2 separate regions of the Homo sapiens genome follow, and region 1 is linked to region 2. A link is a loop called in an ENCODE intact Hi-C map of the cell type or tissue named here. Cell type or tissue: IMR-90. All regions are shown on one strand.

Region 1 (8,000 bases), 130 kb after region 2:
AAGTCAATGAGATTCGATGAATAATAGCTGCTGTGGAAAGAAGGCCAGAAGCAGCTGCACCAGGTGCTTTTTCACACACATCATCCTTTACAACCCCTAGAAAGTCGATGTTCTTCTTTACAAATGAAGAAACTGAGGCTGGGCTAAGTGAAGGGGTTTCAAATCCAGCTGCAAAGCCGACAGTGGCAGAGCCAAGATCTGAATTCGGTAGGAAGCAACTTAAATATCAATGAGGCAGTTTTAATGACTTGCACTGAGAGAGCCAAGTTGCTAACCAAAACAGGACCACTCTTTAACAACTGCCACAGGCCTGGAGTAGGATTTCTTGTCTTTGATGTTACCGCTTCCATTTCAGCCTTTGAGATTCCTTTGGTACAATTCCCTTTTATTTATTCTCCTTTCTTTATTTAATGGGTCTGTCCAGCTCCAAAGTCATCATGCTCATTGTATATCATCTTGCCTTCCCAAATAAATTAATTCTCTGAAATAGGAATGCCCTATCAATAAAATTTATCAAAATTTTTGTGAGGAAAATGATTGCAGTTCAAAAACAAAACCAAGGCTGGGCACGGTGGCTCGGGCCTATAATCCCAGCACTTTGGGAGACCGAGGCGGATGGATCACTTGAGATCAGTTCGAGACCAGCCTGACCAACATGGTGAAACCCCATCTTGACTAAAAACACAAAAATTAGCTGGGCGTGGTGGCACATGCTTGTAATCCCAGCTAGTTGGGAGGCTGAGGCAGGAGAATTGCTTGGACCCGGGAGCCAGAGGTTGCAGTAAGCTGAGATGGTGCCACTGCACTCCAGCCTGGACAACAGAGCAAGGCTCTGTCTCACAAACAAACAAACAGAAACAACCAAAGTCTTAATAAATCACACTTTTTGTATCAATTAAGTGCAGAAATAAAAGTTGAATGTGTTAAGAGGCAAGAAAAAAAAACCCAGGTTGTGTGCTTCAGAGGTATATTTTCTCAGTGCTTGTGAATGTAATTCTTGTTAACAGAGGAGAGCCACCATTCTTCCATGGATGTATTACATCATTTATCAAGAAGGCAAGAAAGGTCATGCTCTCTATTTCCTGGGCTCTGTATTAGGGCTCCTATTACCTGTGGTGGCTGAAAGTCTAATTTCCATAACACATCACTAATAGAAATAGCTATTTCCATTTCCTCAGCTGTCAAAGGGACAGTATGAGTATTAACCTCATAGGATTGCTTGTGAGTATTAAAGAGTACATATATGTAAAATATTTAAAACTATGCTTGGTTTATAAGTCTTCAATAAAGGTTAGCTATGCTTGGCCTGTAAAAAGTCCTCAATAAAGGTTAGCTTTAATCATCATTATCACCACCTTCATTATTATCTGAGAATTGGAAACAGAAAATATTATGGTTATGAGAATCCCTGTGCTCTTTAGCATAGTGACATGACCCATCAGACACATTTTCCCTGATAATGAAGGTCAGAACATTTCATCTCTCCGCATCTCCTGGCCCTGACACCTCTTTGAACTCACAGATTCTTCTTCTTCCTGTAGTTCAATCTCATTCTGTAAAGGGAATGCTCATCCATTTGTCAAACATTCCTTGATCAAACACAATATGCTAAGTTCTATAAGAATATAGATAAGTTAGACTTGATTTCTGTTCCTGGGGCAGTCTACAAACCAATGAAGAAGACAGCCCAGAACAGAGTTAGATCTTACTAAGATCAAAAGAAAAGAGGGAGAGATAGAGATAACCATCAGTATAGTAAGAGTGCAAAGGAAGAGCTAATTAAATAAGACTAGGACAATCAAGGAAGGTTTTCTAAGGAGGTGGCATCTGACTAAGCCCAGAAATATTTTGTTTTATTTTGTTATGTTTAGAGACAGGGTCACGCTCTGTTGCCCAGGCTGGAGGACAGCGGGGCAGTCATAGCTCACTGCAGCCTCAAACTCCTAGGCTCAAGCAATCCTCCTGCTTCAGCCGCCCAAGTAGCTAGGACTACAGGCACATACCACCAGGCCCAACTAAATTCTCTGTAGAGACAAGATCTTGCTATGTTGCCCAGGCTGGTCTTCAACTCCTGCCCTCAAGTGATCCTCCCGCCTCAGCTTCCTAAAGTGCTAAGATTATAGGCGTGGGCCACCACACCAGGCAGAAGGATTTTTAAAGGTGTGAAAAGATAGATCTCTATGTAGAAGAAACAGCATAAACAAAGACCCCAGAGGCATGAAAATAAATGGCCCATTTGGGTAAAGGCAAAGAGGACAATGTGACTGGAGTATAGTTTTCATGCAGGGATTTAGTGAGAGGAGGGGCTGAGCAAGGAGGAGGGACCAGACCCTGAAAGGCCTGAATCTAATTGCCTAAACTCTCAGGCCTTCTCATAGGAGAACTGGATAGTGCCAGACATGGTGAATTACCAACCCTATGTTCTCTGTTTCCAGCCCCATCCCATCCCTGCCCTGAAGTGTCAGAGGCCACCTAAGGAACAAACTGAGTGAGCAAAGGAAAGAGATCCACTGAGTGGAACTATCGCAAAGGAAAAGAATGAGCTGGAGGTTCCAAGACATCCGAGGTTAATGGAAGTGGTTCCTGGGGTATCGCTCATAATCACATTTTCATCTCCCTAAAATCCAGACCCTCTCTTAAAATCAATGGCATGATCACTGAAGTGATATTTTTTTCTTAGTGGCACATAAAATAATGGTATACCCTGAAGTCAAAGGCATTTGAGACTCAGAGAATTGCTGCCAGGCAAAGAAGACCTACTCCATGCCAGAGCAGCTGCACTAGGTGCTTCTTCACATATGTCATCATCAATCCTTACAACCCTAGAAGGCCAGTGTTACTTTCTTCATCTTTACAAGGGAAGAAACTGAGGCCTGGTTAAGTAAAGGGGGTGCTGTCTCCCACAAACTCAGTAGAGTATCAAATGGGACATGATATGTGAGCACTCGACCATCCATCCATGCAGACATTCCATCACAATGAAGGAAAAGAAGGCAATTTAGAGATGGTAGGGAAGAGGCCAAGGGGCAGTTTCATTCAGAGTCAAGACCACCAAGCCAATTCAGGAAGTAAGGTAGTGGTGAGAGTGTGGGGCACTTAAACACCCACTTCTGGATATCAGCGCTTAGAAAAGAAACAAAACAGCCAACCATCAAAAGCAGCTTGTGGTTGTAGCATGATGCAAATTTATTCCAAACAAATGACAGAAGCAAACTTTTCAGTCTAAACAAACCCATCAAAGAATCCCCTAACATATTATTAAATCTAAAATAAAATACCTGGAGAACGTTGAATTCCCAGGTTAAAAACTATCATTGTTTAAAGGATATTTTTTAAAATGAAAGCACACATATGCCTTCAAAATGACAATGGGCATTTGTTTATCTCGGGCAGAGCCACATTTCATCAAGCTGTGCAGAATCTGCAAAATGGAATCCACCCTTGAGCAGAAGCGCTGCCTAAATAGAGCAAGCACATCTGGCAAATCCAAATCCTCTCTCCGGGAGCCCATCAGTACCGGAAATGCTACATCAAGATAGCGGAAGGGGCTATTTCCAGAGCTCTTCCATGCAGTCTCTTGCTCGGCTGCTCACCTTACTCCTGAACCTATAATGGGGCGGGGTGGGGTGGGGGTGCTGTGGGCAAGGGGCAGGGGGAGGCGGGCTGGAGTGGCAGTGGGCCAGAGTCCCACTCCAGTGGTGACCCTGCACACCTCTCCCAGGGCCAGGAGCCTCCACTCTAATTTCTCGAACCTTCTAAATATGCAGCCTAAAGTGTGTTGTAATCTCTGGGCGAAGGCCTACAAGTCAGTGAACTCCTTGGTTCTAACCCAGATTTGATGTGGGTTCAACAGTGAGTCATTAGCCCTTTTTTCACATCTCAGTTTCCTCTAGGAAAAACGATCTGTCATTCTTTCATATCTTTATATGAAAGATGCTGCGACTAGGTTACATCACCATCTTTTCACCAGGGAGAAATCATTCAAAAAGTGCAACTCCTCGAGTAGACCACAGGGGTTGCTGTGGAGACGCAGTGGGCTCCCCCAACCCCTTCCTTCTGTGAGGTGGAGAGGTCCCCACCTGCCCCTCAACCTCTGCAAAGCCCCTCTTTCATCGGGTGGGGTCTCCTCAGGAGAGGCATAAAGCTGGCTGGCCTCACTTGGCAACAAAGACGACCCAACTGCTTTCGTTATAAATAGTATACTTCTTTGAGAGGTTTTTCTAGTCTTTGAAAAGTAAAAAAAAGAGGAAATCCTGAAGGAGGAGCATGTGACCTAACTTAAATGTAACCACAATTAGACACTAGAGTTAGTACAAGCAACGATGCAATAAAAAAGGGAGAATTAAAGTTTGGTCTGTTGTATATTAATAACTCAATCATTCTGGAAGTCAAGAAGTTCAAGTCTGTCTTTGATACGCTCTCTTTTTCTTTCTGTTTCTATCTCATACACCCACATGCAAACACACACATAGAGAATCCTAAAAAATAAAATAGTAAAAATGCTTACTACATAAAGCAAAAATACCACTACGTTCCAGCAATCGCTAACATTTTCCTTCATTGGGCAAGTGGCCAACAGACCAGCAACTTGTATATAGAAAGACATATTCATGAATTGAATGCTAAGTCACATTCCCCAAAACCATAGTGTCATTGGTATTCATTCTACATTCCACAATTTAACTTGGAAAATTACAGAGGAAATAGAAAAGGAGATTGCTTCATGTTAAATGTTTAACACTCATGTGAAACAACTACAAAGGGAATCTCATTGTGATTTTTCAGGCTGTATATTTTTAGTGTATCTACTTCAAAATGGTAGAATAAATCAAGATGATTATTTACTTTCTTCCATTGCCTAGCTTGGAGATTCCACTCTTTGTTAACACAAACTGCTTATTTCCCTTGCAAGGGGAATCCATGATAATTCCTCACTTCTTTTTTCTCTGTTCTAACATCACACTGCTGCTGACTGAAGCTAGTAATGGATAGGTCAACACCATCACTTAAGCTAAATAAATGGGAAGTTTTGATGTCTCTAATTTAGGGGCTTTAAGACCACAAAAAATAAAGTACATACTGTATACAATGGTCTAATCCACACTCCATTTAATTAAGATAACTGTCTGACTATCCTCCTATTCAGTATTCTCATTTGAATATGCTTTGATCATAAAGATATTTTATTTTTGTTATTATTTTCTAAATGGTACTGTTAACAGAATTCAGTAACCCCCAACAAATACCAGGGCTCCTCAACAGAGGCATTACTGACATTGTGGTCAGGATAATTCTTTGATGTTGGGAATGGGGGGTTGCCCTATGCATTATAGGATGGTTAGAAACATCCCTGGCTGACCCACTAAATACCGGTAGCACCCCTCCACCTCCAGTCATGACAACCCAAAGTGTCTCTGGACATTGCCAAACGTTCCAGTGGGAGTAGGGGTGCGGGTGTTGGGGGGAGTACAAAATCACCAGGGTTAGAACCACAACATGTGCTGATTGGTTACAATGAAAAAGGGAGAGAAAAGAAAGAAAATGAAACGTTGTGTCTCTTCCTCTTTTTGATTGTCGGACTCTCTACAGATTCTTACATGTCAATTATTTGAATTCTTCCTGTGTATAACTGAATCACCCTTTCTAAGTTTCTAAAACCTTGTGCAGCATCTTTCGAATAGATGTGCCTCGAACTTCAAATGGATTGTTAAACTACTAGAGGTCCACTAATTCCCAGTGGGCAAACTATCGGTAAACCTTAGCATAACTCCACTTCGAGTCTTAAACTAACAGCACGTGAAAAGATCAATATGAATAAATTCAAAACTAATCAGACCCCTTCTTTAAATGTTGACACAGTATTATTTATATCCCATAAATACATTCTTGACTAAAATTCATCCTAGGAGATTGGCACCTGGCCAGTTCTATTCATATTTACTGTATTTATATAGTATACTTGGCCAAGGATAATATTTAAGACAAAATATGCCTCAGGGCATATACAATATCTCTTATATTTTTACTTTTAAATCTCCACATTGCTAAAAATATGTAGTCTGAACTTTATAAAATGTCCCACAAAGGGCTATCAGCAATCTGTAATGATATATAGCTCATTGAGTATAATTAGAGCATATTTGTAATACTTGAGCTGAAGTCACTCCCTGAACGCTAATAAGTTGATGGTAAAAAATGAACCAGTGATCTTTCCCATGGCTTCATCTCTGGGGCTTATGACCCTCGCCAGATTCACTGCAAGGAATGACAGGCACACTCCCTCCCCACAGCCACTTCAGTGACAGCTGAGTTAAAAGTTAGGCAGAAAAGTCCTAAAGAGGGAAAGCTGGTATATAAGCCAATGCTGTACTTTCAATTTGCTTTTTAAAAATATGGTTTTTTTCTTTTTTTCCTTTTTTTTGGAAGGGTTTGCTATATTCCAGTATAACTAAAAAGTGCTGGAAAATCAGTTAACCTATTTTCTATAAAATTATCCAGTCCTTGCACAGTAGTATCGAACCTGCTATTAATATGGCTTTCTGCTCCTAAACTTCCATACAGAATACAGACTTTTTAAAGCCTGTATTCTTTGTATGAAAACTGGCAGTATATTTTATTTATCTTGGACGTATCGGAGGTTTTCATTTATTTGGTGGCTGGGGTGAAATGGAAAGGAGAATCCACACATTGATGTTAAATGCCATACTCTGAAATCCTCCTAATAATCTAGGAATTTTTCCAGTTTGTTGATGACCATGACCCTGGGTTGGATCATCTCAGCTCTTCAGACTGAAGTGTGCTTCAGAGAACAAAGAACTAATGCCCTCTTGGGTTACTTGCTCTCTCCACACCTATTCAGTAAATGGGATCAGAGCTCCTTTCTGTGTTATAGAAGTGCTGGCAGTTTATTAGACCTTTTGCATATAAACATTGAAAGATGAGTTATTCAGGTTCTACATAACATACTTTCCGCTCTGCCCAAATACCGGTAGAACCGATGCACATGCTAGAGAAAGCAAACTGACTGAACTCCTTGTTTGTCTCAATGGTTTTGGACTAATTACAATGAACTTTCTTTCCTAATATCTCCTTGGCTCCACCCCAGATAGAAAGCTTTACTTCCCAAAGGGGATAACCAGGGGTGGAGTGTATTTATCACCGCTGTTGCGGATAGTGCCATAATTACAATAATAAAATCATCCTGCTTGCCAGAATTCTCTGCATCTGTTCTGCTATTGAACAAGAACAGGAGAAACTGCAGCAAAATAAGGGTCACTAGGAAGACTGGGGTTAGATACATGGGCTGACTTCTGAGACCATCAAGTACAAGACATGGCAGGTCACATAGCTAGGACTTGTCAAACTAAAAATAAATATTAAAAAAGAAAAGCACCACCCTGCAACTAGAACCTTTAAGAGAAAATTACCAAGATGGCTATATTATCTATTTAGGCAAGACACAGAGACTTTGCAAAGGCAGCCAGCAAGTATACAGGGCATGGAAAGGGGAGGAGAGAAATGAGCAACCAATGAAAAGTTTATGACTTGGGATTTGGAATACACAAATGTTGAAGAGGTTCCCCCCACCCCGCCCCCACTTTTCTTTTTCTTCTTCCTGGTATTTAACCCTCTCAGGTATCAAGTGGATGCTGCTGCCCCTTTTCTTTCTTTCTTTCTTTTTTTTCTTTTTTTAAGAACTCTGAAATCATTCTACACTGTCTGTTCCCTTCCTCTGCAATAAATCATTTCACTCCTATTGCTACTGTATGCCAGCTGGTTTTGAGGACACTGTTCTCAGAGAAGCCAGTAAAAAAAAAAAAAAAAAATACGGCTGTCGTCTACTCTGAGTTTTAGGAATGCATTGAAGTAACTGCAGGAAGCCTACGAAAAGGCAGGAGCAGGATAACAGACCCGTAAGAAAAATGATCTGCTACACTGGAGATGTGAAGAAGGCAGGTTTGAGTGTATTCTGAAAAATAACGTGAACAAAACCTTTTAAA
Region 2 (8,000 bases):
GCATTGCGCTACAGCATCAGGGTCACCATAACAGAACTAGGCAGTAGAAATTTTTCATCCCCGTTACAATCTTATGAGACCACCATCATATATGCCTTTCATTACTGACTGAAACATCATTATGCGGTGCATGACTATACATATGTGTGTGTATAACTCTGAAATATAATTGGAAAAATAGCTAAAAGAAAATATAACTGCTATTCCTAATTAGTGAACTTGTAGGTGAAGCTTCTTTTGATGCCAATTTTTCCGTATTTTCCATAATTTTGACAAAATGTAATAATATTAAGTAGTAAGAAATAACATTTTTCAAGGAAGTTCGAGTAAGAAGTAATGGCAACCTGAGCTCTGATATTAGCAATAGGAATGAAAAGCAAAAACTTAGTGATGTAATATGGAAGATACGCATTTGGAATCCACAGATTATATTTATTTATTTATTTATTTATTTATTTATTTATTTATTGAGATGGAGTCTTGCTCTCTCACCCAGGCTAGAGAGCAGTGGTGTGATCTCGGCTTACTGCAACCTCCTCTTCCCAGGTTCAAGCAATTCTCCCACCTCAGCCTCCCGAGTAGCTGGAATTACAGGCACGTGCCATCACTCCTGGATAATTTTTGTATTTTTTAGTAGAGATGTGGTCTCAACATGTTAGCCAAGCTGACCTTGAACTCCTGGTCTCAAGTGATACATCTGCCTCGGCCTCCCAAAATGTTGGGATTATAGGCATGAGCCAACCGTGACAGGCCTGGAATCCACAGATTATTCAAATTCTTTCTGCATTTTGGCCAATGACATCAGTCTTCTCTGGTATCAAACCTTTCAAAATTCATATGCAAGGGACTATAAAGAATAGTGTTCAAGAGCATCAGCTCTGGAGTCAGATTGCTTGAGTTTGAATCCCTTTCTGCCACTGACTAGCTTGGTGACTTTAGGCAAGTCACTCTCTAAGCCTCAGTTTCTTCATCTTTAAAATGGGAGTGATAATACAAATTCATAAGGCTGTTGAAAGGACTGAATGAAGTCATACATTAAATCATTTAGTAAAATGTTATCCACATAGTGAAGACTCAGGAAAGGTTAACTGCTATTTTTATTATTATTATTATTTGTCTTGTTCAACCTCCAAACAAAGATCAAGTGAAAATGGGATCATCAGAGAGAAAGAAGAAATATCCATGGAAGTGGATAATAAAAACCACTGGGAGGCAGAGTCGCATTCATACACAGTCAATAAACTGAACCTCCTTTCTTGTCTCCAACACTAATCTGGTTATTCTCTTTTGTCCTTGACTGAACTTCAATTCTCTAACAGCTCCTGAAAGTTGATGATTATGCTGTTATCCACCTCGCCAGCCCATCCTCCTAAGTTACAAAGTACATTTTATTTCTTTATTCCTGTTTTTTTTTGAGATGGAGTCCTGCTCTGTTGCCCAGGTTGGAGTGCAATGGCTCACTGCAATCTCCACCTCCTGAGTTCAAGCACTTCTCCTGCCTCGGCCTCCCGAGTAGCTGGGATTACAGGCATGCGCCACCATGCCCAGCTAATTGTTGTATTGTTAGTGGAGACGGGGTTTCACCATGTTGGCCAGGCTGGTCTCGGACTCCTGACCCCAAGTGATCAGCCCACCTCAGCCTCCCAAAATGCTAGGATTACAGGCGTGAGCCACCGCACCTGGCCAACAAAGTACATTTGATTTCTGACTGTGTATATGGAACACTGACTAGAGGTCCTTGGACACTTGTTCTCACTCAGCCTTATGCCACAAAGTATTACGTGGATCTACAGATGTTCACCATGAAATAATAGAGTTGCATCACTGCGTTAAAGAATTTCCAAAAGATGCCAAAAGGAAGCAGAATTTCTTCCTCTTGGGGCCTTCTTGCATCACAGTGTGTACTTCAGGAATTAAAATAGAAGCTTTGTTGATTGAAAACTAAAAACCAGCCAAAAGGAAATAGTGCCTTTGTACTGTGACTTTTCTGGATCATAAAATACTCTTCGTTACTCATTACTATAAAACAGAGGCATTTCTGTTGTTAGTGTTGAAGAATTATGTACCTATCATCCAAAATATATTATTGACCTTCATTTATTCAATGGAAAAAGTGCCTTTCTTTTTTCTGCTGCTTTAAATTCTACCTTCCATTATCCCATACTTCCACTCTTCCTCCTCTCTGTGTTAATATATACAGCATAGACAGAAATGACTATCAAATAGAGTATAAAGTGATAAAATAAATTTGGGGCCGGGTGCAGTGGCTCACACCTGTAATCCCAGCACTTTGGAAGGCTGAGTCAGGTGGATCACAAGGTCAGGAAATCAAGACCATCTTGGCCAACATAGTGAAACCCCATCTTTACTAAAATACAAAAAAAAAAAAAAAAAAAATAGCTGGGCGTGGTGTCACGTGCCTGTAATCCCAGCTACTTGGGAGGCTGAGGCAGGGGAATCGCTTGAACCCCAGAGGCGGAAGTTGCAGTGAGCTGAGATCATGCCACTGCATTCCAGCCAGGTGAAAGAGCAAGACTCCATCTCAAAAAATAAAATAAATAAATAAATAAATTCGGACTAGGCACAGTGGCTCACACCTGTCATCCCAGCATTTTGGGAGGACAAGGCAAGCAGATCATGAGGTCAGGAGTTCGAAACCAGCCTGGCCAATGTGGTGAAACCCCATTTCTACTAAAAATACAAACATTAGCCCAGCGTGGTGGTGTGCACCTGTAGTCCCAGCTACTTGGGAGGCTGAGGCAGAAGAATCGCTTGAACCCAGAAGGCAGAAGTTGCAGTGAGCCGAGATCGCACCACTGCACTTCAGCCTGGGGGACAGAGCAAGACTCCATCTCAAAATAAATAATAGATAAATAAATAAATAAATAAATACATAAATACATAAATAAAATAAATTCATTTAAAAGTGTTTAAATGAGATCCACATATCTGCATATAAACCCATGTAGGCAAATACTCAAGCTAATTATGTAGTCTCATGGTTAAATTCTTCTTCCTTTAGTCATTAGATAAAGAAACTTATTTAGAGAGAAACCAGAAAAACTAACAATGGTACAGTAGCAGCTAGGCAGTTGAAGAGCCAGGAAAGGAATACGGGAGCCCTCCCTGCTTATCCTATTTAATTATTTCCCCACACTGTCCCCTTCAGAGCAATGATAACACCCAACCTTTCTTGGAAAGCACCACATTTTTCGGGCTATGTTTCTTTTGGAATTGTTCTGGAGACAACAACATGATTAAAATTTGAGGCAAGGGACAGACACAATATCTATCTGGTTGCTATTAGTGTTTTGGAAACTCCAAATGAAATACCGCTAGTTAGCAACTAGAGATGTTGATCAAACAATAGTTCCCCAGCCAACATAAAAACTAGTTGTATCCAGATGACTTTGCTCTCAAGCATTGGAATTTTGGGGCATGTGGGTAAAGCTTGGCTAATTATGATACTGACCACAGTAAAGCACACATATGTATGGCAAAACACTCATATATTGAATTTATGGCATGCCAGAGATAGCCATTCCATATGACACTACCAGCTTTATAAACCAAAACAACTTTGTCCCAATGTAGTAAACTGTTAGAGTTCGTGATAAATCATTGAACAATTAATCTATCTCACAGCCTGTCTTGCACTCCATTTTACAAACTGAGAATATACTTCAGGACTGAAAATATGGGAAAGCATTCAGATATGAATTGCTGAAATAACTACAAGGAAATCTCATTGCACACCATACAAGTTATGTTGACATGGAAGAATATCTCCCCATCAGTCTGAGTAAACTATTACATAACAGCTAAGCTATAATAAAATCCTGATTCCAAATCAAATAAGTCTCCCAGACTTCTAAAATGAGTCACCAACAGCTTTATAAACATACAAAATACTTGACAAGGAAGTCTCTGATAATTTTTCAGTAATTATGTCTGCAAATTGTTCCTTGCTGACATCATCATTAGAAATGGTTTCCCATAAGCTTGTATTGCCTCTTCACATCTGTTCATTAATCACTAATGCTTTGAATATTTCTATCATTATTAGGTAATTCACAGGGTTTACATGATTCCGCAGCACTCTTCTCAGTGGAATTTTTAATTAGTGGAATCAGTGTGATCAAAGCTGATATAATTATGGTCTCATGTTCCTTGCAGTATTTTTAGTGCAGATTCATGATGCTGACAAACCTTAATCCTAAAACAATATTTCAGAAACAAAGATGACACAGTTTCTAAACATCTTGAAAAAAAGTGCAAGGGAGAGAGAGGGGACAGAGTTGAGGGGTCACTAAGTTGACATATTTCGTGTTTAAAGACATTTCAAAGCACTGGCGTCATCTTTCTTTGTGTTGGACATGAGATTTGAAGTCCTGCTCTGACATGTGATTCACAAACCAGCCCTGAGCCAAGTATGAGTGTCAGATGCTGGGTTCTGCATACTGTATTGTCTGGCAATGAGTGTAGGAGAGAGGAAGAGCTAGCTACGCAAAGCAGTCCTGCTGCTCTAGAATAAAGAAAGAGCAGTCCCAGCCTGGCCACATGGGTTTATCCCTCAAAGGAGGGCAACACAGCAGAAAATGTAAGTCTTAGACCTGGGAAAGTTGTTGGGGACAAGAGGATTCCTTGGCCTAAACTATGCCATTATAATGGATGTGACCCAGAATAAACTAAGTCCTTGATCTCTCTGTAACTGTATTCATCCAGTGATAAACACTGGCTCCCTGGAAGCCTGAGAAAGCACAATATTTAGAGGAGTTCAAAATGTGTCTAAATGGAATTTGGATTTCTCCCTAAATGACCTGCGTGGTGGGCATGCCAGAAGCTTGCCACTGGAATGCCACTGGAATGAAGATGGTTGAACAAGCAAAGGAATAAGCACAGTACTTCCTGTTGAAAACAAAATTGCTATCTTTGTCAGGCCTGAAGCCTTCAGTTTAATACATAAAATAAATACTTGGGAAAGAGAAGATGTTTTCTATGGGAAAATGGAAGTTCTGAGGGTAAGATTTAGGTTAATACAAAATAAAAGCTTTCTATCATTAGAGCTATCCAACATTGTTGGATAGGGTTGACAAGCAAAGTAACAAGTATTTCACAACAGGAAGCTTTCCAGTGGAAACTGTGTGTGTGTGTCAAATAAGCAATTCATTTATTAATTTATTCACTCATAACACATTATTTATGAAGTGCTTATTAAGTAATCATAGGGTACAGAGAATGCAAAGATTGATAAAAATATAGCCCCTAACATAACATAGCCCAGGAGTTCACAAAACAATAGATGAGACACACACCAAAGCAGAATATTAAAACAATATAGTCAATAATAAGCTAACAAAATGACCCAGCTTTGGGACACACATAAGACCTGACTTCAAAAGGAGCTAGAGAAATAGACTGTATTCTTCCACTGGGCTTCTGAGTGGTTGATTTTCTGTGCTTCCAAAAAGACAGAGCTTCAGACCCATTGGTCATGTTAGTAGAAACTGATGCCCATCTCTTTAACTTGAAGAGAATCAGCAAGTTGGAATAATAGAAAGAGAATAGTAGAACAACCAGTGCTGCCAATAAAAGTGAATTGGTAGGGGAGAAAAAGATAAAGAAAATAGAAAGTGGTATTGGTAGACTCTTGGAAATCATGGTTTCCATAGCAAAAAGTTTGCTTTCTCTCTGCCTCTGACCCAGGAAATAAACACTTTCTCATGACCCTAATTACAGGATACTTCGAACTGTAGAAATTTGCAATGACAGGAAAATACACACACACACACCTGTTTCCATAAACTAACCATGGAAACTATTTAAAAACTGATAGTCATATAACCTATACCAGAATGTGTGACAATAACTTTTATACCCAAAGCATAGAATAAATATCAATAGAAAATAATTTATGCTGAAATAGAGTGAAAACTATTTATTTTATATAAGATCCCTGAGATAAGAAACCAAAAGCTGAGAACCATGAACCATTAGCAATTGTTTTGAGGAACTATGAAGAATATGAAAGGTGACAGAACACTGGAGAAGAAAAAATGTGGTTCCAGACCAAGCCCACCATGAGGTTCACGAATTAAGCAAGAAATAGGAACTTATTTCCTGTTCTGACAACTGAGAACTTTGACTGTTTGGGAAGGACAGTTGACAAGGTGAGTCATGATGTCCTTGTGGAGAAGATGAAGAAATGTGGGCTGAGATGACCAGTCCATGGGTGACTTTGTAACTGGTCGAATGACTGTATCCTAAGTGGGATGACTATGGAGGGCATTTAACATAGAAGAATTCTCAGAGTGAGCCATGGATGGCTCTTCCTCTGTCTTATGCCTTATCTCAGTCAACGTGTTTACCACTGAATTAAACGAGAATCCTGACAGTGTGTTGACTACATAGATACATAGAAAACAATAAGCTGAGAGGGATACCTGATTAGTTAGTTGAAAGAATTCTGTTCCAAAAGAAGCTTTGTCACTCTGGAGCAATGGGTATAATAGCTCTGAGTAGAAAATTCTGTAGCTGATCTAAAAATTCCAATTTCAAAAGTAAGCCAGGGTGAAATGAGATTCAAGAAGAGAATACTTGAAAGTAACGAGAGTTATATCACAATATACTGCCACTACTGAAAGCTATTATAATATGACATTTTCTGTAGTATTAAAAATATGATTGAGAAAGTAGAACAAAGACTAAGGTAGAAATGGAAAGTATGGTATGCAGGCTTTAGTGCAACACAAGGAAGAACTTTCCGATATTGAGAACTGTTTAACACCGTAATGGGTTTCTGGAGGAAAATCAGAGAGTACTGGAGTGAATTCTTCCTCTGTGACTATATAAAACTGTCTTGTCCAGTACAGTGTCCACTAACCACATATGGCTAGTTAGCACCTGAATTATGGCTGGTACCAATTGAGATGTACTTTAGTTGTAAAATACACTCTGAATTTTGAAGACTTGGTATGAAAAAGAGAAATATAAGGTATCTCACCGATGGCTGGGCACAGTGGCTCACGCCTGTAATCCCAGCACTTTGGGAGTCCAAGGCGGGCAGATCACGATGTCAGGAGATCGAGACCATCCTGGCCAACATGGTGAAACCCCGTCTCTACTAAAAATACAAATATTAGCTGGGCGTGGTGGCACGTGCCTGTAATCCCAGCTACTCAGGAGGCTGAGGCAGGAGAATCACTTGAACCCAGTTGGCAGAGGTTGCAGTGAGCCAAGATCGCACCACTGCACTCCAGCCTGGTGACAGAGTGAGACTCCATCTCAAAAAAAAAAAAAAAAAAAAAAAAAAAAGTGTCTTTGCTGATATGGTTTGGCTCTATGTCCCCAACCAAATCTCATCTGGAATTGTAATCCCCATGTGTCAGGGGCGAGACCTGGTGGGAGGTGATTGGATTATGGGGGCAGTTTCCCCCATGCTGTTCTTGTGACAGTGAGTTCGTTCTCAGGAGATCTGATGGTTTAAAAGTATGCAGTGGCTCCCCCTTATCTCTCTCTCTCTCCTGCTCTGCCATAGTAAAGAACTGTTTGCTTCCCCTTCTGCTATGATTATGTTTCCCGAGGCCTTCCAACCATGCTTCCTATTAGGCCTGCAGAAATGCCAGTCAATTAAACCTCTTTTCTTCATAAAATTACCCAGTCTCAGGTAGTTCTTTATAGCAACGTGAGAACAAAATAATACACTCATTAATTCTTATAATGATCACATGCTGAAGTAGTAATCGTTTGAACATATTGAGGTAAATATAGTATTAAAATCAATTTCACCTATGTCTGATTACTTATTTAACATGACTACTAGAAAATTTAAAATTACATATGTGGTTTGCTTTTTTGGCTCACATTCTATCTCTAGTGAACAGTTAGTAAAAGAGGCTAGACAATTCTAGATAGTTTGGGATGGGAGTTACATGCTGGATAAGGACTTGTCTCAGTCTCTAAGTCCCCTTCAGATTTCAAATTTTATGCTGTAGGTTAAA

The links. Peaks named below come from ENCODE experiments on the same cell type or tissue, not always from the same donor. Only the 100,000 strongest peaks of a DNase experiment are listed, where the experiment ranks them.
Region 1: it touches region 2 in a loop (4-fold over the local background); 23 of 110 quality-filtered maps call a loop at or near these places.

What each region holds. Positions count from the first base shown.
Region 1 is chr1:218,347,760-218,355,759 of GRCh38, reverse strand. All of the region lies in intron 1 of TGFB2 (transforming growth factor beta 2), which reads right to left. Among named protein-coding and RNA genes, the nearest start is that of TGFB2-AS1, 6.1 kb to the right of the region's middle. In IMR-90, a CTCF peak has its summit at 4,011; DNase peaks (open chromatin) are centred at 3,889, 4,599 and 7,519; H3K4me3 peaks cover 3,329 bases; H3K27ac peaks cover 1,728 bases.
Region 2 is chr1:218,476,726-218,484,725 of GRCh38, reverse strand. No RefSeq gene overlaps it. Among named protein-coding and RNA genes, the nearest start is that of LINC02869, 29 kb to the left of the region's middle. In IMR-90, no CTCF peak of the experiment used is centred here; DNase peaks (open chromatin) are centred at 3,905, 4,395 and 4,825; H3K27ac peaks cover 2,358 bases.